Linked DNA regions of Homo sapiens: region 1 is linked to region 2. Evidence: chromatin loops called from intact Hi-C (ENCODE). Cell type or tissue: right lobe of liver. All regions are shown on one strand. Each heading gives the region's core, and the rest is flanking DNA. Links, peaks and the distances in the headings are about the cores only. Region 1 holds the start of MIR6740 (microRNA 6740). Region 2 holds the start of GPR37L1 (G protein-coupled receptor 37 like 1).

Region 1 (11,587 bases), core at 1,688-9,687, 120 kb after region 2:
CTGCAAGAAACACACATACACATGCCTAAGAAGCTTGCCTGGTGGATCTGTCCAGCCCTGCTGCCCCCAGTGCCAGTCTAACAGCAGCCATGGCTAGGTGCTAAAAGGGATGTGGGCATCACAGCTGGAATGAGGAGCTTCTCATCAGAAGTGCTCTAATTCAGGCATCTTCTTGGGCGCCAGAGATCCATGGAGATGGATCTCAATACGCGTCCCAATCCATACTAACATGGGGACGTCTACAGTCAACAAAATGAATGAGTTGGGTGGACACAATGGGATTCCAGACTTCTGGAAAGGTGTAGGTGGTGAGCCACCACGTGAATAGCAGATATCAGCAGCTGCGGCACATAAAGCTCACAGCCGCATACGGTCCAGCTGCAGTCAAGCAAAGGAAAACCCACAGGTCAACCCACAGGTCAAATTCACACAAATATAAGCCAGCGACATCACAAGTTCCTAAAATCCAGAGCCTTGAGGAAGCCATCAAAGGGCTCAGAATATCCCCGAACAGGCAGGCAGCCCTGACTTTATGCAGAGCAATGCTTCGTCTCCGGTCCAGCCCCTCCCTGCTCCGGAATCTGATGACATTCAGTTCATCCTGAGAGCCCGGGGCCTTTCCCCAACAGGGCAACTTTCACATAGTGACAGAGGGTCTGGCTGCTGTCCCGATCATGCCCAAGTCACAGGGCAGCAGGGACCTATCCTCCAAGCCTTTGTTCCTCTTGCTCCGCCTCTGGCCCCTTTCCCTCTTGTGTTTCCCACATGACACTGTCACCCTCTTTCCCGCCTCTGCGTTGGCTCTGGCCAGCTTTTTTCCCTGGGGTCTCACCAGCTGAATTGCAGAAAGCACTGCAAGCCTGCAGGCCTCCTCTTGTCCCTAGGGCAATGCCTTCAAAGCCACACTAGTAAAGAGGCTGAGTGGTAGGGTCCTCAGGTCATTTGCCCCTCCCTCTGTGCCTCAGATGAGTCCTAGATGAGCCCTGCCCACATGATTACTTCACATATGGCCGAGTGGGTCCCAGTGTGCTTTCGGGAACAGCGAGGCAGGGGTCACCCACCTGGTTATGCAGGAACTCCTTCACTTTCCAGAAATCTTCCTGGTGGTCGTTCTTAAGGACGATTTGGCCCCATCGCAGCCGGAGCTCTGCATTCCGGGCATTTGAGATACTTGGGTATGTGTCTCCAAGTTTTTTCACATTCCCTGGAGAAGAGAAAGAAATGGTTTGTGGCTGGTCACGGTGGGTCACACCTGTAATACTAGAATTTTGGGAGGCTGAGGTGGGCGGATCACTTGAGGTCAGGAATGTGAGACCAGCCTGGCCAATATGGCGAAACCCCATCTCTACTAAAAATACCAAACAAAACTGGCCGGGTGTGGTGGCGCACGCCTGTAATCCCAGCTACTTGGAGGCTGAGGTGCTAGAATCAAGAATCACTTGAACTCAGAAGGTGGAGGTTGCTGTGAGCCAATAGCACCACGGCACTCCAGCCTGGTCGACAGAGCAAGATTAAAGCAGACATATTCCCCCAATATCTGTCCCATTTTTTCTCCTACCACTCATCTGCTAAAAGTCATCTTGGCTCTAACTTTTTTTTAACCCCTTGGTGAATATTATGTTGACTGAGCAGCCACAAAGCATTAGAGGTTGAGAGCTCTGGATGACTGGGTTCTGTGCGAACTGTTTGTACCTCAAGTTCATTCTGTCACCTGGGTATTAACATCACACCGCCTACTTCCCAGAGGAGTTGTGGGAATTAAATGACTTAATAGACACAAAAGCCTTACAAGAGTCGCCTGCAGGAGCTTCGGACTTGAGCAATGCCAGGCTTTGTGACTTTGTCCTTGAGGTGCTTGTAAGTAGAACCCATAACCTCCCGATGGCACATTCCTTGTGGAGTGCCAGCCTCCCTAGTGTACGTGGCAGTCCCCTAACCCATAACCTCCCGGTGGCACATTCCTTGTGGAGTGCCAGCCTCCCTAGTGTACGTGGCAGTTCCCTAGGGGCAAGCATCACTACTTTTTGTGAGCCTCCCTCTAGCCCCTGACATAAAGCTGTGCACACAAGGAGCCCTGGTTCACCATTTTTTCTTACCAGGAGGGAGAGGGGATTTCTGGAGGATCTTATCCAGGAAGTAGACCAGCTGGTAGGTCTTCCAGGGAGAGATGGCCACGGCTTCAATGGCCTTCATGTCCAGCTCCTCGGCTGCCCACAGTTGGGCTAGCTCTTCAGCAGGCTTCATGAGTGAGTCCCCAGGGGAGAGATCAGGGAGGTACGGGGGCCAGCCGGGGGTATTCAGCCATCGATCAAACTCAAAACCTGTTTGGGAGGAGAGAAGACACTATCAGAATTCTCTGGCCAGGTTACGGTCAACTGGTTTAAGCAACTCCCAGAGACCTCAAGTTTCTCCTCTCTCCATCCCAAACTCTTTCCCCAGCATTTAACATTACTTTCCCATGTAACTATTCGCTCCAGCAGGGTCCTAGTTATAACGACATCTAGAGACTGTGCCGTTTCGACCGTGAAAGTGCTTTTCGCTCCAAATTAGCACTGTGTTGTCAGAGCCAAGTTGGTGGATGCTCTATTCACGTGCACATTCTCCTACCGATCACAACCACACTGTACTTAAGCACCCAGGCTCTAGGACCAGGCTGCCTGGGTTCCTACCCCTGCTCTGTCATTAACCAGCTGGGAGGCCACGGGCATGTTACTTCACCTCTCTGCACCTCAGTTTTATCTATAAAGTGGGGGTGATAGGCCCTGCCTCCGTGATGGTTATGAGGATTACATGAGCAAATAAACATTAAAAGCTTAGCGTATCGCCTGATGCATAGTAAGTACTCTGGAATTATTAACTACCATTAGCTCCGGAGTCCCCGCATTAAAATGCAAGCCTCCAACCGAACAGTAGGTGCTGCTAAAGTCCTGACCAATCCTACTGTCAGAGGACGCGGACTTCATCAAACCAACAATAGAGTGACTCAAGGTTCAGGTCACAGCAAGAAGTGGGGGTATGTCTAATGGATTGTGTCTTCCATGACAGGACATTTTTCGTTTTTTCTTTGGAAGTGGTACCTCCCAGGCAGAAACTGGCGGCTGGGCACAGCGGCTCACGCCTGTAATCCCAGCACTTTGGGAGGCCGAGGCAGGTGGATCACCTGAGGTCAGGAGTTCGAGACCAGCCTGACCAACATGGAGAAACCCCGTCTCTACTAAAAATACAAAATAGCCGGGCGTGGTGGCGCGTGCCTGTAATCCCAGCTACTCGGGAGGCTGAGGCAGGAGAATCGCTTGAACCCGGCAGGCGGAGGTTGCGGTGAGCCGAGATCGTGCCATTGCACTCCAGCCTGGGCAACAAGAGCGAAACTCCATCTCAAAAAAAAAAAAAAAGAAAAGAAAAGAAAGAAAGAAATAAGGAGGGCCACTGGGGTTGCCTTCACTCAGAAGGCTGTAGGAGGGGTGCTGCCTCCGCTCCTGCCCTGTGAGTTTTAGCTTGGGGCAGTGGTGCGGCAGCAGTGGCAGCTCTCCAGGCAAGTTAAGGGTCTGACTGTGTGTCCAGGTGAGAGGAGAGAGTAAGGAAACAGACTGGGAGAAAATGAGGCAGAGAGGAGTGAAAAGAAGTCATTCTTGTGGAATAAATCCCAGGATTCTGGGTTTGCTTCCCAAAACGCCCCTACCTAGCTGACTCTGACCCAGTGTTTTCCCATCCACCACCATCTTTCCGAGTGTCAATGAGATCTCATTCTCTACTATTTTTTAGAAGCCTGTGGGCCAGTTCCTCTGCTTACCTGGAATGATATCCACTCTCTTTTTCTTAAGCTCAGGGAAATATTCCAAGTAGAAGTCCAGAAAGTCATCGGCTAAGATGCTTCGGAATTTGAATTCATGCACATAGGCCTGTGAGGAGGGAAAGCTCTTTAGACCCTCTCTGGCCCCGTGGGGAGTGGTGTCCCTCTGTGTCCTGGGTCCTCCTCCAACCCCTTACATCTTTCGCCCCCTGCCTCTACCCTTGATCAGGCCCAGTGGCTTTATCCGCTCCTCTTCCTTCTCCCCTCATGTGACTATACCTTGAGAAAACTGTCAAACTGATCCTGATCACCCACCAAGTGGGCCAGGTATGAAACAAAGCAGAAACCTTTCTCGTAGGGGGTCTCATTATAGGTGTCGTCCGGGTCAACGCCTGGCAGAGGAGAAAGCAGACAAGATTTGAGCTTTTGTAGCCTGTCACCCGTAACGTTCTTCTCTAGCTCCACAGTCAAAGACTAGCGATGGAAGAGATCAGAATTCAGCTTCCCCAGGGACAGCAAGGCCAAGAAGGTGTCCAGATCCTGGCCTCTCTCCAGATCTTGGACTCTCTCAAGGCCAAGACTCTCTCTCTTAAGATCTCTATCTCAAGGCCAAGATCTCTCTCCAGATATTGGCCTCTCTCAAGGTACTTCCAAGATCTCAGAGGGCCATTCACTGTGGATCTAATATGAAGACAGAGAAACCAGCCTTCCAGAGGAGCGGACACATTTCCTTAGTCCCAGGATACACTTTGTGTGGGTAGGTTCCATCAGCATTTCCCACTGAGCACCAAGCTGTGTCTTTTCCATCCCTATTGGTCACCACCTAAATACTCAACCTACCCTCCCAGATCAATGTTTTTTTTTTTTTTTTTTTAAGACGGAGTCTTGCTCTATCACCCAGGCTGGAGTGCAGTGGCACGATCTCAGCTCACTGCAACCTCTGCCTCCTGGGGTCGAGCGATTCTCCTGCCTCAGCCTCCCCAGTAGCTGGGATTACAGGTGTGCATCACCACACCCAGCTAATTTTTGTATTTTTAGTAGAGACAGGGTTCTCCATATTGGCTAGGCTGGTCTCGAACTCTTGACCTCATGATCCACCCGCTTTGACCTGGGATTACAGGCGTGAACCACCATGCCCAGCCAATGTGTTGTTTTTACAGCTGTTCCAGGCTAAAACTAATTACCCGTCTCTAAGAAATTCATCTGCAAACTTAACGGCATCAAGGAACATGAGCTTCAATTGCATAAAAAGGTTTCAGATTAGTCACACATGGAATGAAGGAAAATGTTAGGAAGTAAAAAGATCTGAATTTGGAGAGAGGACCCGGATCTCAGTTGCAGTCATGCACTGATTAGGTACATGACCTGGACAAGACACTTAACTTGTCTGGCACTCAGTCCCATCCTCTGTAAAATAAGGCTAATGCTTTTATTCTACAGAATCCACAGATCTGCCCTGATGATCATGAAGGAATGCGAAAGAGCCTGGTAAAACGATATGGACTTGTGCAAATGCAAAGCAATGGTGAAGTCATCACGAACCGCACAGACTGGACAGAACTCCTATCTGGCTGCAATGGCTTGGGTTCAGTCAGCCCAGGGGCCAGAGAATTGGCTACAAAGAGCTCTGGAGTGCCCCTCCCTCCAAATAAAGTATTCTAAGCGTGCACTGATCAACATGAAGTTCGCATTAACTTGGGGCTCCAAGCTCAATTGAGGGGAGTGGGTGTCAGACAGAGGAGCCTCCTGGACCTGGTTCAATCTTCACGCGGAGCTTGTTGAGTGGGTTTTCCTCTCCAGTGATGTCCATGTGCTGACGCAGCAGAGCCCGCCCCGTTGCAGCCTCCAAGCAGGTGTACGCAGCGCCTGGTGCAGAATCAAACGTAAGCCTCGGGAAAACGTCTGTCACCACATCCAAGTGTATTTTCCTGACAGAGACACTGTGCTGCCTCCTTGTGGCCTCAAGAAGAACAGCGACAGATACCTGAAGCTTAATAACATTACCCTCCTGGGGACCCAGGGCAAATAGGGACAGTTACAGAGAGCCTGACTCAGTCCCTAGCTCCCTGTTGCTGTGGGCTACAAAGGACTTGGTTAACTCAGGCTGTTGGTCTCTCTCCTAAGTGAGGACTGGGGGAATCGCACCTTTCTGACAGTTACCTTTCCTTATCAAAGTACTGTATTTTTATTTTATCTTATTTCATTTATTTTATTATTTTATTTTTTGAGACAAAGCCTCACTCTGTCACCCAGGCTGGAGTGCAATGGCGTGATCTTGGCTCACTGCAACCTCCGTCTCCTCCTGGGTTCAAGCGATTCTTCTGCATCAGCCTCCTGAGTAGCCGGGATTACAGGTGTGCACCACCACGCCCAGCTAATTTTTGTATTTTTAGTAGAGAGGGGGCTTTACCACGTTGGCCAAGCTCAAACTCCTGATCTCAGGTGATATGCCCGCCTTGGCCTCCCAAAGTGCTGGGATTACAAGCGTGAACCACCACGCCCAGCCCCCGGCCTTATTTTTAGAAAATGATTTGATTTTTTTTTTTTTTTTGAGACAGAGTCTCGCTCTGTTGCCCAGGCTGGAGTGCAGTGGCACGATCTCGGCTCACTGCATCCTCCACCTCCTGGATTCAAGCAATTCTCCTATCTCAGCTTACCAAGTAGCTGGGACTACAGGCACACACCATGATGCCTGGCTAATTTTTGTATTTTTAGTAGAGACGGGGGTTTCACCATTTTGGTCAGGCTGGTCTCAAACTCCTGACCTCAGGTGATCCACCTGCCTCAGGCGTGAGCCACCATGCCTGGCAATGACTTGATCTTCTGTGAAAACTTAGAATTATTTTCATCTAACTGTTTCTGTCAGACAAAAGAAATTATCAACCCCAAATTTTTAAGGATCTCTAAGTCTCCTTCTGCATTAAAAACAATGACTGAGGGAACAGTGGAGGGGTGGGGCACAGGGTTTTGGAACCAGCCAGCTCTGCCCTTTCCTAGATGTTTTGACTCTGAGTAAGTGGCTTAGCCTCTCTCAGCCTCAGTTTCTTCAACTGTACAATGGGATAAAAATATTTGCTTGCAGGATTCCTAATGGCTGATTAAGATATTCACAAACAGGCTCTTGCTATATATATTCTGAATGAAAGTACAGAATTTGTACAAACTTTCTGGAAGATAATGGACAATATGTACTAAAAAGACTATGTAATTTAAAACGTTCAGGGCCGGGCGCAGTGGCTCACAGCTGTTGTCTCAGCACTTTGGGAGGCTTAGACAGGCAGGTCACTTGAGGCCAGGAGTTCAAGACCAGTCTGGCCAATATGCCGAAATCCTGTCTCTACTAAAAACATAAAAACTAGCTGGGCATGGTGGTGCATGCCTGTAATCCCAGCTACAGGGAGTGGGATGTGGGGGAGCTGAGGCAGGAGAATTGCTTGAACTACGGAGGTGGAGGTTGCAATGAGCCGAGATTGCAACGCTGCACTCCAGCCTGGCAACAGAACAAGACTCTGTCTCAAAAAAAAAAAAAAAAAAAAAGTTCAGACCCAGAAATTATGTTTCTAAGAATTTATCATTGTTGAAATCATCTGATATGAATAGACATTTATGTGTAAGGAAATTTGTCAACATATTTCAATGGAAAATTGGAAACAACCAGTAAATTAAAAAACATCCATATATGCAGCTATAGAAGAAAATCTAATGGGCTGGGCATGGTGGCTCACGCCTGTAATCCTGGCACTTTGAGAGGCCGAGGAGGTTGGATCACCTGAGGTCATGAGTTCGAGACCAGCCTGACCAACATGGAGAAACCTCGTCTCTTCTAAAAATACAAAATTAGCCAGGTGTGGTGGCGCATGCCTGTAATCCCAGCTACTCGGGAGGCTGAGGCAGGAGAATCGCTTGAAGCCGGGAGGTGGAGGTTGCAGTGAGCCGAGATCGTGCCATTGCACTCCAGCCTGGGCAACAAGAGCAAAACTCTGTCTCAAAAAAAAAAAAAACTAATGACCTGGGGAAATGTTTTTTTAAAAAAAAGTCAGTTGTCAAACCATGTGTGGTTTGACAATTCATACATACAGAAAAATGTTGGATACACACTACTGCCTCGTCTCTTCACACCCACTTGTATTCTGAAACCCCATAAGGAGATCACACTGGCCCCACAGGTTAAGAATGGGAGGCAGACTCCTTAGGAGAGGGGTGGGCACTTTACCAAAGAGGATGGTGGAGATCCTCCTCTGGGCGTACATGGTGAAACCTTCATTGAGCCAGAATTCACCCCAGTTGGCGTTGGTGACCAGGTTCCCAAACCAACTGTGGGAGATCTCATGGATGATGACATCTGCCAAGGAGCGGTCCCCAGCTAGCAGGCAGGGGGTGACAAAGGTCAGACAAGGGTTCTCCATTCCTCCAAATGGAAAGGACGGTGGCATGAAGAGCAAGTCATACCTGCCGAGAAGCGGGGAGGTCACCAAGAGGCCCTGGCTTCCCGGAGCAGACCCTACCTCGCCTCCCTTTCCAGCCTATTTCCAAGCCCTAACAGATGCAGTCACTAAACAGGCAGAGTACGACTTCGGGCCCAGTGCGGAAAATAAAGCCCAGGCTCCTCAATGCTTCTCCCACGTGGCTCCCCTGCCTTGCTGGGACTTCCCTCATCGAGGTGGTGTCTGCTCTCCTGGAGCTCACTCTCCAGGCATTTGTTTCCCTCTCTCCTTCCAAGCAGGGGTGGAGGTGATAAATGTATTATCAGCTCCATCACATGGAGTTCCCTGGAGGCCAACTTGGGGTCATAAAGACCAACCTGGAGCCTTTTATCTAAGGAGCCTAAAGTCTGAAGATGTCAAAGTTAAAAACAGAGTGTGGGGAAACTTCCAGCAATGGGAAAACACAGGTCAACAAAGGACCTTGACGGTGCTGCCCCATCTCAAACTTGGCAACTGCAGGTCACATTTTGAACACCTCAAGAACCTCTTCTCTGCCGGGCCTGGTGGCTCACACCTGTAATCCCAGCACTTTGGGACCAAGGTGGACAGATCACCTGAGGTCAGGAGTTCGAGACCAGCCTGGCCAACATGGTGAAACCCTGTCTCTACTAAAAATACAAAAATTAGCTGAGTGTGGTGGAGGGCGTCTGTAATCCCAGCTACTCTGGAGGCTGAGGCAGGAGAATCGCTTGAACCTGGGAGGTGGAGGTTGCAGTGAGCTGAGATCACGCCACTGCCCTCCAGCCTGGGTGACAGAGCGAGACTCCATCTCAAAACACACACACACACACACACACACACACACACACACACACACAAAGAACCTCATCTCCTAGGCCCTCTCCTCAGCAACAGTGAGAAGCCTGGCTCATACCCTCCTCTCTTCCTCCTCTCCTTCACTTCTGGGATCAGGGAAACTTTGCTCTGGGAGGCAGGAGGTGGAAAAGCCACACGAAGAGGAAGAATGGAAGCCAGTGACTCAGTTTAACAGGAGACACTAGAGTCAATGTGATACCACACCTTCCCCAAACATAAGGTCCAAAAAGCTTCTCTCCTGTTGCCAAAAATTCTTCTATCACCCCGTTGTACTCCTCCTTGGCAGCATCAATCAGGCAGGGCTCAGCCCACACCCGGCTCCTAAAGACAAGAGAGCAGAGAAAGCAGAATGGTGTTTAGAGACCATCGCAGTGACCTGATCCTGAAAGCACCTGTAGGAAATTGGCCTCCGCCAAGTGAATGTGACAATGCAGTCAGCCACAGTGACGGAGTGCAAGATCGGATCACCACACAGATCCAAGAGACCGCTCACCACACCTGAGAAACAAGAACCCAAGACAGCCTCATGGAGGTGGAACCGTGCTACGCAGTTATGGCTTCACTACTGAATGCGATCTTGCAAAAGTGATTTAACCTCTGTGAGCCTCAGTTTCCTCATCTGTAAAATGAGTGAAGATTAAATAAGACAACACACAAAAGCCCTTCAAACATTTATACAGTAAATGTTAGTTTTCTTCTCCCTACTTAGAGGAGAGATAAGAAAGCGTTCTAATAGTAGAATCTGGAATTGAATAAAACCTTAAGAGACAAACCTTTTTTATTTTTTTTTTAAGACAGGTTCTTGCTCTGTTGCCCAGGCTAGAGTACAGTGGTGTGATCCAACCTCCACCTCCTGGGGCTCAAGTGATCCTTCCATCTCAGCTCCCCAACCCCAGTAGCTAGGACTACAGTTGCACATCATCATGCCTGGCTAATTTTTTTATTTTTGTAGAGGTAGGGTTTCGCTATGTTGCCCTGGCTGGTCTTGAACTCCTGGGCTCAAGTGATTCACCTGCCTCAGCCTCTCAAAGTGCTGGGATTATAGGCATGAGCCACTGTGTCCGACCCAAACCTACTAATGTTAATAGAAATTTGTTAACTGCCTTAGGTACAATAATGGGATTGTGGTTATAAGGGAGAATGCCTCTATTCTTCAGAGAGGCACACAGATTTACTTGCTTTTAAATGGTCTAGCAAAAATAAAAACAAATCCACTCATAAAACTAATATGACAAAGTAGATGGTTCTATAGGTGTTCAATGCATCATCCTTTCAATTTTCTAAATATTTGAAATTTTCTTAATAAAAAGATAGGGAAACAAAGGTGGCTTGGAGGAAACAAAAACAAAAACAAAAACAAAACAAGAAGATCCAGTCTAATGGAAAGATGCAATGGACTCAGGGATCCTGCAGCCAAAGGCTCTGCTTGACCAAGAGCCCCTGGCTGCGCTTAGAACTGCTTTTCCACACAGACATATGAATGAGACTGGCTGGGCCTGGTGGCTCATGTCTGTAATCCCAGTACTTCGGTAGGCCGAAGTGGGTGGTTCACCTGAGGTCAAGAGTACCAGACCAGCCTGACCAACATGGTGAAAGGCTGTTTCTACTAAAAAAAAAAAAAAAAAAAAAAAAAATTAGCAGGACATGGTAGTGTATGCCTGTAATCCCAGCTACCTGAGAGGCTGAGGCAGGAGAATCGCTTGAACCTGGGTGGCAGAGGTTGCGGGGAGCCAAGATTGCACCATCGCACTCCAGCCTGGGTGACAGAGTAAGACTCTGTTTCAAAAAAAAAAAAAAAAGAGACTGATGGCAAAGTGGGATGGGTCCAGGCCCGGATGAGGGAAAACTTCCTCTGCGTTTGCTGAAGCATAGGAACTATTCTAACAGGAAGAAAAGATACAGGGAAACCAGTATCAGGTACTTCCCAAATATCAAAAGCAAAGACGTAGCCATGGAACACTGCATATGCATGTGAGGAAGCACCGAGAGTCTGGGATTACTTGAGGACAGGATCAGATTGCAATGAGGGAGGCAGTGGCAGGAGGTGGGACATGAGATGCCCAAGAGGGTCGGGTCATGAAGAGCCTCAGGTGCACTGTTACAGAACCGGACCTTCAGAGCCATGGGAGCATTTTAAGCCAACAAGTGACATTATCAGATTTAGTTTTAAGATATCATCCTGGCTGCAGAACACAGAAAATATGTTAAACTACAAGAATGGGTGAGCTCTCCAAGGAAAGCATGTAGAAGAAAAGAACAGGTCAAAGACAGAGCCTTGGGCAACATCGACACACAAGGAGCTGGGCAGAGGAGTCAGGGAAGGAGATGAGAAAAGGACTAACCAGGAGGCCTGATGACCAGCATGGGTGGTGTCACAGAAGCCAGAGGAGGGTCAATGGGGGCAGAAGAAAAACAGCAGAACATGAAGGCAAGGGCTAAAAAGCATCACATATGTTATCCGTATTGAGGCGAATGGCCTCTCTTACTAGTTTCAACG
Region 2 (11,587 bases), core at 1,856-9,855:
TGATCCAGAGGGGTGTGAAGGAAATTGGGCTCTCCCTTCAGGCACTCCTTCAGGAGGCAGGAGACGGAGGAGCAGCGAAGGAAGCTGTGGGAGCAGGGCAGCGGCAGGGGGTACAGAGGAAAGAAGAGGAGTCACAACAAAGGACAGAGGTATCTTGGGTGGGACAGGGGAGAAGGGCTGAGGAAGGGAGAGGGCAGCTTAGGGTCTGGAGAAAGTGGCAAAGGCCTGCCTTGAGGTTGCTCCCGAAGCAGAAGATCAGGCTGGGGCTGGAACCCAGGGGCCCCACACACCCGCCTGTCCCCCTGGCCTGCCTACTTCTCTTGAGAGCAACCAGAAACCAATACCGTATTTGTCTCCTTCTCCAAGGTAAAGGAGGAGCAAGTCAGAGCTCCAAGACTCAGGTTTTGCACACCCACAAATTCCATTTCCAAAGACCTGATGGAGACTTTGAGTCCCTTCCCTGGATTGCAGCCTCCCAGCAGAGCTCAAACAGAACACACACTCACCTCCATGAAGGGCACGGCACGACAAGAAACGTCACCCAGTAGCCTCTGCTTGGTGATCTCGTTGAAGATGACAATAGGGAGGCAGAAAAAGAGGACCAGAAAATCCCAGAGGGCCAGGCTGGCAAGGATGGAGTTCCAGGCACTCTTCAGGTAGTAGCTGTGCCACACGATGCACATGACCGACAGGTTGCCCACAATGCCCACCGCAAACACCACCAGCGCCAGAAGCATGATGGCATAGGCACTGTAGGAGCTCTCGGTCACCGGATACAGGGGGTTCTGGATCTGTAGCCTCTGCCCTGGTGCTCCTGTCAGATTGCCCCTCAGTTCCTGCCCACTGTCTGGGGTGCCCCCATCCTTGCCGGGGTTAGGGCTGGTGGCCACCAAGGGCTTGGTTGGCTGCAGGCCAGCAGGGTGAATGGGCCGGGGGTACTCCGCCCACTCCTCAGGCACATACTGCTGCACGCCCTTGGCCTCCTCATCCTCGGTGCCCCTCTTGGATCGGCTCTGCTGCTCCTGGGTCTCGGCTCTGTGCCTGCCCAGGTGCAGGGGGGCACCCCCAGAGACCCTGCTTAGCCCCACAGCCAAAATCACAGCAAGAGAGACAGCCAGGGGCCACAGCCACCGCATGGCTGGATGAGCAGGAGACAGCCAGCCCAGGAAGAGCAGGTGAGTGCAGGGGGCCCAAGAGCTGGGCTCCAGAGAGGCAGCTGGCCGGCTGGATCCGCCTCCAGTCAGGCGTCTGGCATCACTCGCCTGCCCTCCCTCCCAGCCTCCGGCCACAGGCCGGGCAGGGCCCTCTGCTGGACACATAGCACTCTTTGCTGCCCTCACACATCTCGTCCTCCACGACGCCGCTTCTCAGGCCCTACAGCATGTCAGGCTGTGGGGCCCTAAGAGGGCATCTGCTTCAGGCCCCTGAAACTAGGGAGGAAATGTGGCCTGCCTAGGGTGACACAGGGAGGTGGGGCAGAATGGGAACTGGGGCGCAGGTCTCCTGATTCTAAGGCAGCTCCTCCATTCAAAACTCAGCAATAACCATCACTGTCACTTACTGAACACTTACTAGGTGCTAGCACTCAGCTGGTTTCTCAATTAACCCTTGATTAATCTCAGATCACAAATCTGAGGTTTGTAGAGGTCAGTCACTTGCCACATAGTTGATACAAGGCAGAGCAAGGCCCACAACCCAGATCTGACTCCAGAGATTTCTAATTTTTTTTTTTTTTTCGGTTGCCCAGGCTGGAGTGCAATGGCGCGGTCTTGGCTCACTGCAGCCTCCGCCTCCTGGGTTCAAGTGATTCTCCTGCCTCAGCCCCCTGAGTAACTGGGATTACAGTTACTGTAGTGCCCGCCACCATACCCGGCTAATTTTTGTATTTTTAGTAGAGACAGGGTTTCACCGTGTTGACCAGGCTGGTCTCAAACTCCTAACCTCAGGTGATCCGCCTGCCTCAGCCTCCCAAAGTGCTGGGAGCCACCGCACCCGGCCTAAAACACCATATTCTGAGCCAGACACAAGATGTGTGGACATTTGCAATAACACGTCTTTACTGACTACGTGTTGTGTTCCAGACACTCAGAATACAAAAATGTAAAGGATCTCTGCCACCAATGAGCTTTCAGTCCAGAGAAGGAAGTAAATGTGTAAGTTCAGCATGATAGATGCTATGAAAGGCAAAGGTCATGATGCTGAGGGAACCCAAGAAAATCTGGGGGGGATCTGGAAGGCCTCCCAAGCGAGGTGACATTTGAATGGATCCCGAGAAATGGCTGTGAGCTTGCCTGACAGACTACGGGAAGGGAGGGTGCTCTAGGCAGAAGACACAGCACACACAAAGGCTGGGTGATGTGGAAGTGGGTGATGTTCCCGCAAGAGAGCAAGTCTGTCGAGGGGACTAGAGTGCAAGGGAGGTGGGGAGAGAGCATGGGCACTTGGGACAAAGAGCTTGGAAATATCAGCAGAGGAGGAACTGGACTGTAAAGGACTTTGTATGCCAAGCCAAGGAGTTTAGATTTTATCCCATAAGCAATGGAGAATATCACAGGTTGTTAAGTAGGCAAACAATGACTCAACTAAGTTATTTTAGAGGGGTCCCTGATGGGCAGCTGGGGTCCTAGCAATCTGGAACAGGAGGATGCAGAGACCGGGGGTTCTGTTGGGAGGCAGTGGGTGATGGAGAGAAGCCCAGAGTCAAGGAAAACCAGCAGCTTTGAGCGGCTTTGGCTGTGCATGGGAGGGAGAGGTCGAGGCAGAGCCCAAGCATGGGGTGGGTAGTGAATCCACTCAGCCACATTAGGGAGGCACAGTTCTGAGGACGGACCACACGATGCCTAGGAGAATCCACTGGAGAATTAACTCGAAGACCTGCCCCAGAGTGAGTCAGATCATTCCCTCCTCCCAACTCCCACGGCATTATGCTGCTGTCATTGAAACCTACCACCTTCACCAGCCCAGACAACATGGTGAAACCCCATCTCTACTAAAAATACAAAAATTGGACAGATGTGGCAGTGCACACCTGTAATCCCAGCTACTCGGGAGGCTAGGGCATCAGAATCACTTGAACCCAGGAGGCAGAGGTTGCAGTGATCCGAGATCATGCCACTGCACTCCAGCCTGGGCAACAGAGCAAGACTCTGTCTCAAAAAAAAAAAAAAAAAAAAAAAGGGCCAGACGCAGTGGCTCATGTGTGTAATCCCAGCACTTTGGGAGGCTGAGGTGGGCAGATCACAAGGTCAGGAGTTCAAGACCAGCCTGACCAACATGGTGAAACCCCCGTCTCTACTAAAAATACAAAAAAAAAAAAATTAGCCACGCGTGGTGGCAGGCACCTGTAATCCCAGCTATTTAGAAGGCTGAGGCAGGAGAATCACTTGAACCCGGAAGGCGGAGGTTGCAGTGAGCTGAGATTGCGGCCAATGTACTCCAGCCTGGGCGACAGAGCAAGATTCCATCAAAAAAGAAAGAGAAAAGGAAAGGAAGTTGGGGGAGGGGAGGGGAGGGGAGAGGAGAGGAGATGAGAGGTGTGCTATTTGGGGATTTGGGTAACTAGAATCATCCATCATCTGCAGCATCACCACTCACCAAGTGCCACACTCTGTGCTAAATGCTTGCTATAATTGTCACTTAATCTTTATATTATTACCCTAGACTCTGAAAGGTAAGGCAACTTTCCTAAGAACACACAGCTAGTGAATGACAGCTGGGATCCAAATGTAGGTTTGTCCAACTCCAAAGCTAAAACTCTTTTTTTTTTGAGACAGGGTCTGGCTCTGTTGCCCTGGCTGGAGTGCAGTGGCATGATCTTGGCTCACGGCAACCTCAGCCTCCCAGGCTCAAACAATCTTCCCACCTCAGCCTCCAGAGTAGCTGGGACCACAGATGTGCACCACCACACCTGACTAATTTTTGTATTTTTAGTAGAGACAGGCTTTTTGCCATGTTGCCCAGGCTGATCTCAAACTCCTGAGCTCGAGTGATTTACCCGCCTCAGCCTCCCAAAGTTCTGGGAATACAGGTGTGAGCCACCTCACCCAGCCCAAAGCTGAAACTCTTAACCACTCCTTTGTGTGACTTCACAGAATTCTAACATAGGAAGAGATGCTAGAGATAATCTACACCAACCTTCTTATTTTTCAGGAGTGGAAACGGAAGTCCAGAGAAGCCAAGTGACCAGGCCAGGCACTTGGCAGTCCTGTCTCTGCTGTGGGATCCTCAGTGCTCCACAGGCACGTGCCAATACAGTATGGACCCAAGCCCAGGGCTGGTACGTGTGAGCAGAATAAATGTTAGTTCTCTGCTCTTTAAAAAAAAAAAAATTCAGAGACAGAGTCCTGCTCTATTGCCCAGGCTAGAGCACAGTGACATGATCATACTCACTGCAGACTTGAACTCCTGGGATCAAGCAATCCTTCCACCTCAGCCTCCAGAGTAGCTAGGACTACAGGTGCACACACCCTGCCTGACCTTCTGCTTCTTATTTTATTTTATTTTATTTTATTTTATTTTATTTTATTTTATTTCAGAGACAGGGTCTCGCTCTGTCACCCAGATTGGAGTGCAGTGGCAGGATCTAGGCTCACTGCAGCCTCAACTCCTCCTGGGCTCAACTGATCCTCCCACCTCAGCCTCCCAAGTAGCTGGGCCCACAGGCACATGCCACCATGCCCAGCCTTTTGTGTTTTTTTTGGTAGACATAGGGTCTGCCTGTATCACCTAGGCTGGTCTAGACCTCCTGAGCTCAAGCAATCCACCCACCTCAGCCTCCCAAAATGGTGGGATTACAGGCGTGAGCTACCGTGCCCAGCCTCTTTATGCTCATGGATATGCCTCCATCAAACCTCACATTTGGCCTCACACAGAGTAGGTGCTCAATAAACACTGAATGCCTGAAAGGGCACCCCCTTGTGCCGGTCTCTGTGAGAACGGTTGGAACATCAGAGGCCACTAGGTGGAACCAAATGTCCAGTGATGGTAGTTAAGGGCCTGGCCTCAGCCCTTCACCCCATCGGATCTTAACCCATCCCACTCTGCCCAGGTCCTGCCCACAGACCTTCTGTGGCTGTCTGAGAAGGCCATCTGAAAAGAGATGATAGGGGACAGGGTGGGTTCCCAGGGGCTGAGACTAAAGGGATGGGGGATGTGCCTACTCTTCCCCTCCACCCCCCTGGAGGGTGCCCAGCATGGGTCCCCCAAAAGTACTTTTCTCCTACCTGTAGTTCTACTTTAGGAAGATTCCTCTCTCTGGACAAGCTGGAGCCATCTCCCCTATTCAGAAGCATGCCAGGCAGAGATGGAAGGCTTTCCTAGCCCTTGGGAGTGTCTCTCCATGATCCCAGGAATTCCCCATTCCTCTCCCTGGGAGTTTCCCCAGTGCTGGCTACAGAAAAGGTACTTAGCTGGGGCCGGGCGCGGTGGCTCACGCCTGTAATCCCAGCACTTTGGGAGGTGGAGGTGGGCGGATCACGAGGTCAGGAGTTCAAGACCAGCCTGACCAACATGGTGAAACCCCGTCTCTACTAAAAATACAAAAATTAGCTGGGTGTGGTGGTACACGCCTGTAATCCCAGCTACTCAGGAGGCTGAGGCAGAAGAATCGCTTGAGCCTGGGAGGCAGAGGTTGCAGAGAGCCGAGATTGTGCCACTGCACTCCAGCCTGGGCTACAGAGCGAGATTCCGTCTCAAAAAAAAGAAAAGAAAAGGTACTTAGTTGGAACCGGGTGGGAGGGAAGCACTGAGGTGGCACTGAGGGCATCTGAGCTGGTGTGGAAGTGCCACCCATGAAAAAAATGAGCGAATGTTGTACTGAGCAGATTCCATGTGCCATGCATTCTCCAGCCAAGAGCACACTCTGGAATCAGACTGCCTGGATTTAATTCCTGGCCCTGCCACTTACTAACTGTGTATGTGACTTTGGTCAAGTATGTAACCTCTGTCCCTCGGTTGCCTCATCTGCAACGTGAAGATAATAACAGGCTTGTTGTGAAGATTAGGATTAAATGCTGGGTGTGGTGGCTGTCCCCTCCCAGCACTTTGGGACGCCGAGGCAGGAGGCTATCTTGAGCTCAGGAGTTCAAGACCAGCCTGGGCAACATGGCAAGACCCTGTGTCTACAAAAAATACAAAAATTAAGGCCGGGCGTGGTGGCTCACGCCTGTAATCCTAGCACTTTGGGAGGCCGAGGCGGGTGGATCAACTAAGGTCGGGAGTTCAAGACCAGTCTGGCCAACATGGTGAAACCCTGTCTCAACTGAAAATACAAAAAAATTTGCTGGACGTGGTGGCGGGTGCCAGTAATCCCAGCTACTCAGGGAGGCTGAGGCAGGAGAATCGCTTGAACCCGGGAAGCGGAGGTTGCAGTGAGCCGAGATTGCGCCATTGCATGCCAGCCTGGGTGAAAAGAGCAAAATTCTGTTTCCAAAAAAAAAAAAAAAAAAAAATTAGCTGGGCATGGTGGTGCATGCCTATAGTCCCAGCTACTTAGGAGACTGAGGTGGGAGGATCACCTGAGCCCAGGAGATGAAGGCTGCAGTGAGCCACGATTGTGCCATTGCACTCCAGCCTGGGCGACAGAGCAAGACTCTGCCTCAAAATAAATAAATAAATAAGATGAAGTTATGCTAGGTGTGGTAGCATACACCTGTAGTCCCAGCTACTTGAGAGGTTGAGGCAGGAGGATCCCTTGAGGCCAGTAGTTCAAGACTATGGTGTGCCGTGATCTCGCCTGTGAATAGCCACTGCATTCCAGCCTAGGCAACATAGCAAGACACTATCTAAAAAAAAAAAAAAAAAAAAAGGCCAGGCATGGTGGCTCACGCCTGTAATCCCAACACTTTGGGAGGCCAAGGCAGGTGGATCACAAAGTCAGAAGTTTGAGACCAGCCTGGCCAACATAGTGAAACCCTGTCTCTACTAAAAATACAAAAATTAGCCGGGCATGGTGGCGCGTGCCTGTAGTCCCAGCTACTCAGGAGGCTGAGGCAGGAGAATTGCTTGAACCTGGGAGATGGAGGTTGCAGCGAGCCTAGGTCACGCCACTACACTCCAGCCCAGGCAACGGTGCAAGACTCAGTCTCAAAAAAAAAGATTAAATGAGTTCATCTATGTAAGTCATTACAATAATATCTGGCATATAATAAGCACTATATACATGTTACCTACTGGCTAGAATTCATTTGATTCTCACAGCAACCTTATGAGGTAGGGTACTATCATTATATCTACCTGTTTTACAGATTTGGAAACTGAACAAGCAGAAGGCAGCCAAAGAGGCAGAGAGGGCAAATTCTGAGACAAGTTCTTTCCCCTGCCCGGGTTCCAGTTCTGAACAGGAACATGGGTCTGGCCTATACTGGACACGGACTAAGGCTGGGGGAAGCATAGATAGTCTGACCCACCAGATCTCACTGTGTCATTCTCCTCCAAGCTCTGGGCCCCTGGCCCCAAGTAGCACTTGGGTGCTGCTCCAGGGGACAGGTGAAGGGCCACTAGTGGGAAAACATGCATCTAAAAGTCAGGAGATCTGGGACTGAGTCCCAACTCGGCTACTAACTAGCCCTGTGATTTCAGGAATAGGTCAGTCACTCATTTTGAAAATATTTGTTGAGCACCTACTATGTGCCAGGCATTGTCCTAGGCATTTGGGAAACAGAGTGAAAAACACAGCATGGCCTCCACCCTCATGAAATTCACATTCGAGGCCGGGCGCAGTGGCTCACACCTGTAATCCCAGCACTTTTGGAGGCTGAGGTGCGCGAATCACGAGGTCAGGAGATTGAGACCGTCCTGGCCAACATGATGAAACCCCGTCTCTACTAAAAATACAAAAATTAGCCGGGCGTGGTGGCGGGCGCCTGTAATCACAGCTAGTTGGGAGGCTGAGGCAGGAGAATCGCTTGAACCTGGGAGGTGGAGGTTGCAGTGAGCCAAGATCACGCCACTGCACTAAAGCCTGGCGAGACTCTGTTTCAAAAAAAAAAAAAAAAATAGGAATTAACATTTGAGGCCAGACACAGTGACTCACGCTTGTAATCCTAGCATTTGGGAGGCCAAGGCAGGCAGATCACCTGAAGTAAGGAGTTCGAGACCAGCCTGGCCAACACGGTGAAACCCCGTCTCCACTAAAATTTAGCTGGGTGTGGTGGTGCGTGCCTGTAATCCCAGCTACTTGGGAGGCTGCGGCAGGATAATCACTTGAACCCAGGAGGCGGAGGTTGCCGTGAGCCGAGATCATGCCATTCCACTCCAGCCTGGGATACGGGGTACAGAGTGAGACTCCGTCTCAAAAAAAAGAAAAAAAAAAAGAAAGAAATTCACATTCAAGCGAACGAGGCAGTCACTGAAAAAGCCAAATTGCAAGTAATATAGCTATAAATTGTGATGAAGTCATAAGATCATGAGACCGCTCTGTCTTTCCAGTTTCCCCTCAGTAAAAGGTAAGGGGTATTCTCCTGGGCCTGAAGACCCCCCAAGCATGCTATGGTAATAAAATGCAGTCATTGTGAAGGCATTTTAAAAGGTAATATGGACTGTAAGATACTGTAAATCAGTGGTTTTTTATTAGATCATCAGGGTCAGAAACACCTGGAAACTGTTTTGAAATGCACATTCTCAACCCCCACCGTAGACCTGCTAGATCAGAAACAGGGTGGGCCCAGCTTCTAGGCGTTTTCTAGCAAGTCCTCCAGGGATTCTGATGAAGGCTAGAGTTTGAGAACTACTATACTAGGCATTCCCATTGCACTCAAATGGTGAGGGGTGGGGGTGGGAGGATGCTTGTAGGAGGGGACAGAGGGAGAAACACTGTGCCCCTGGAGCTCCCAGATCAGGAAGTCACTGAACCTCTGGTGAGCAGGTCCTGTGTCTCCCTATCTTGGTTCTCAGTGCCTGGCATTCAGTAGATGCTTGATACATGTGTTTCAGGGGGCGAAAAAAAAAAAAAAGAACAAGTAAATAGTAAGTAGAAACAAAAAACTGCTCAAAAATCCTACCTGTTATAAAATGCCAAAATTTCCTTAATGGGGGTGGGAGGAAACTTCTGGCTTCCTCGACAAAGGTAACACTTAACAACTTTCAAGTCTGGGTGGCTCACTCCTGTAATCCCAGCACTTTGGGAGTCCAAGGTGGGCAGGTCACCTGAGGTCAGGAGTTCATCCTGACCAGTATGTTGAAACCTGTCTCTACTAAAAATACAAAACTTATCCAGGTGTGGTGGCGTGCACCTATAGTCCCAGCTACTGGGGAGGCCGAGGCAGGAGAATCGCTTGAACCTGGGAGGCGGAGGTTGCAGTGGGCTGAGATTGTGCCACTGCACTCTAGCCTGGGTGACAGAGTGAGACTGTCACAAAAAAAAAAAAAAAAAAACCTTTCAAGATGGTCAGCAGAAAGTCTTTCAACTGTCTTCTGCTCCTGCCCCAAGATGCCCCTTTCCTTGGGGGAAAGGGGTATCCTCCCCACGCTGTGACTTCCCCAGCCATGGCAGCTAGCTGCCTGCATGCAATGTTTCGAGCACATTTCACCATCTTTCCTCACTGGCCTACAGCACAGCTAAGGCAAGGCTGGAATGTTCAGATGCAATGAAATCCTCAAGGATGCTAAAGAGATACAAGCATAGTTGGTTACAAGGAGCCCAGGGATCCAGCTGACAAGGCATGATCCTACCTCCCAGATCCCAGAGCCCCCGTATCGTATCTCCTAGCTGGCACCAAGTGCTAGGAGCTCTCTATAAACACCTACTCTCTTCCAAGTCCACACCAAGAGATGGGTGGAGAGAGGTCCTCTTCTGCTTACTAGGATTGCTCTCCAGGTTAGTTTCTCAGTAAGGACCCTTTCAATATCAGAATAACTACAGGCAGGGACTTGCCTCTTGGGGCCCAACTGGCTGCCCCAACAGAAAAAAACCCCAAGCATTTATGAGACACATAGTGGCTGTGGGAGGAGAGAAAGCCAGCAGGTTGTTATTTGTTTAACAAATGTGTACTGAAAGCCTTTCATGTGGCAGACACATCACTGCTACCCAGAAGCATTTGTTATTAACCCCTCCTTTGATAGCTCACTACTTTCAAGATAGCCCATTCCAATGTTTAGATGGCTGTGATCATGCCGAACTTGTTCCCTTATCAGAAATGTGACTCAAGGAAAATCCACCCGTTGGTTCTTGTTCTGTCCTCTGGAAGAGACAGAACACACACACACACACACAGAATCCAGGTGTGAGACACAGTCAGCAAGCATAACATCAAATGCATAAGGAGTAGGCACTGGCCACAGTAACAGGTGGAGGTATGTGAGGATGGCAGCAGGCAGGAGAGCCCAAGGGGATCAGACAGGCTTGGGTGAGTCAAAGAAGGCTTCCTGAGAAGTTCTAGAAGGGATTTCTTCAGGAGCAGAATTTGAGTGGAAGTGAGAGAGTTAGTCTGGTAGAAAGGAGCTGGGGCAGAAGTTCCAGGCAGGAAGAGAGCTGGTGGGGAGGAAAGACTCCAGGAAGAGCCAGCTGCTGGGTGGAGCCCAGCATCACTCAGCTGGAGGAGAGAGTCTGGCCCCTGCAATCACAAGACCAAGCAGTTGAGCCAGGGCAGGAATGGGGTGAGGCTGGAGGAGCCTGGGAAACCCCACAGGGCACCCTGCATCCTCTCATATCTCCCTTCCCCAGTGATTCCAGGCACATTTGGCTGTCCCCTACAGATGCCTGTACCAGATTTTCATCCTTGGTAGCTGGAGGGGCAGGCTGCAGGGCCCTCTGGAGTCTAGAACTTGGTTCTGAAGCCCTGGGGCAGGTGGAGAGGGATGGGATAGAAATCTTACAGGGAGATCCAAGTCCCAGGCTGTAGCTGAGATAGGTTTGGCTGCAGCCAGGGGCAAACGTGGAAAGCTGCCACAGTTCCTGTTTAGGTGGCTGTCTGGGAGATGGAGCAAGCACTAAACATAGAGGAGTCTCAGGTCCTGCCTCCAAGCTGGCTGGCCCCCTCCCTGAGCCCTTGACCCCAAGTCCTGGCACTGCCGCCATCCCCACCCCATCCCACACAGCCACAAGGCAGCACGGCCACGACAAACAGATTATTCATTGCCAGGTGCCCTAGCCATGTCCTTTCTGCCTTCTTGCCCTGATGTCCTGACACAAGCTGCCAGAGAGCTCAGCACAAAAGAATGCAGGGCAGAGCCAAAGAGGAGGGTTAACCCTTCCCTGGGCAGCATCTGCCTGGACAGCTTTCAGGGGGCCGGTTGGGTGGGTGGGGAGGGAAAGGATGGTTGAACTTCTACCTCTGAGTCCCTCTGAGCCTAAGAGCGGCACCTTCTTCCTGCCCTTCTCTGGAGTTGATGGGTCATCCTAGACACATGAAATTGGATCCACAGAAATCCACATCTCCTCACTTCCCAGCTATGTAGCCATGGGCAAATCACTTAACCTGTCTTTTTTTTTTTTTGAGACGGAGTTTCGCTCTTTCGCTCGGGCTAGAATGCAATGGGGCAATCTCGGCTCACTGCAACCTCCCCCTTCCGGCTTCAAGGGATTCTCCTGCCTCAGCCTCCCGAGTAGCTGGGATTACAGGCGCTTGCCACCACGCCTGGCTAATTTTTT

Evidence for each region. Peaks named below come from ENCODE experiments on the same cell type or tissue, not always from the same donor. Only the 100,000 strongest peaks of a DNase experiment are listed, where the experiment ranks them.
Region 1: it touches region 2 in a loop (5-fold over the local background); 108 of 110 quality-filtered maps call a loop at or near these places.

Annotation. Positions count from the first base shown.
Region 1 is chr1:201,993,971-202,005,557 of GRCh38, reverse strand. It overlaps RNPEP (arginyl aminopeptidase), which reads right to left. Exons shown (of 11, transcript NM_020216.4): 4 at 9,295-9,411; 5 at 8,004-8,239; 6 at 5,543-5,656; 7 at 4,070-4,182; 8 at 3,791-3,899; 9 at 2,097-2,321; 10 at 1,062-1,204. ELF3-AS1 (ELF3 antisense RNA 1) reads left to right here. Exons shown (of 2, transcript NR_146472.1): 2 at 5,231-5,507. MIR6740 (microRNA 6740) reads right to left here and starts at 2,434; the gene lies at 2,322-2,434. RefSeq lists an enhancer at 584-1,226. In right lobe of liver, for the core only: a CTCF peak has its summit at 5,742 (motif pointing left); a DNase peak (open chromatin) is centred at 5,699.
Region 2 is chr1:202,112,513-202,124,099 of GRCh38, reverse strand. It overlaps GPR37L1 (G protein-coupled receptor 37 like 1), which reads right to left and starts at 1,183. Exons shown (of 2, transcript NM_004767.5): 1 at 507-1,183. The coding sequence starts at 1,136. LOC105371683 (a long non-coding RNA gene) reads left to right here. Exons shown (of 3, transcript XR_922422.3): 2 at 42-149; 3 at 367-513. RefSeq lists a cis regulatory region at 4,751-5,318 and an enhancer at 5,214-5,899. In right lobe of liver, for the core only: a CTCF peak has its summit at 4,951 (motif pointing right); DNase peaks (open chromatin) are centred at 4,999, 5,412 and 5,899; H3K27ac peaks cover 1,717 bases.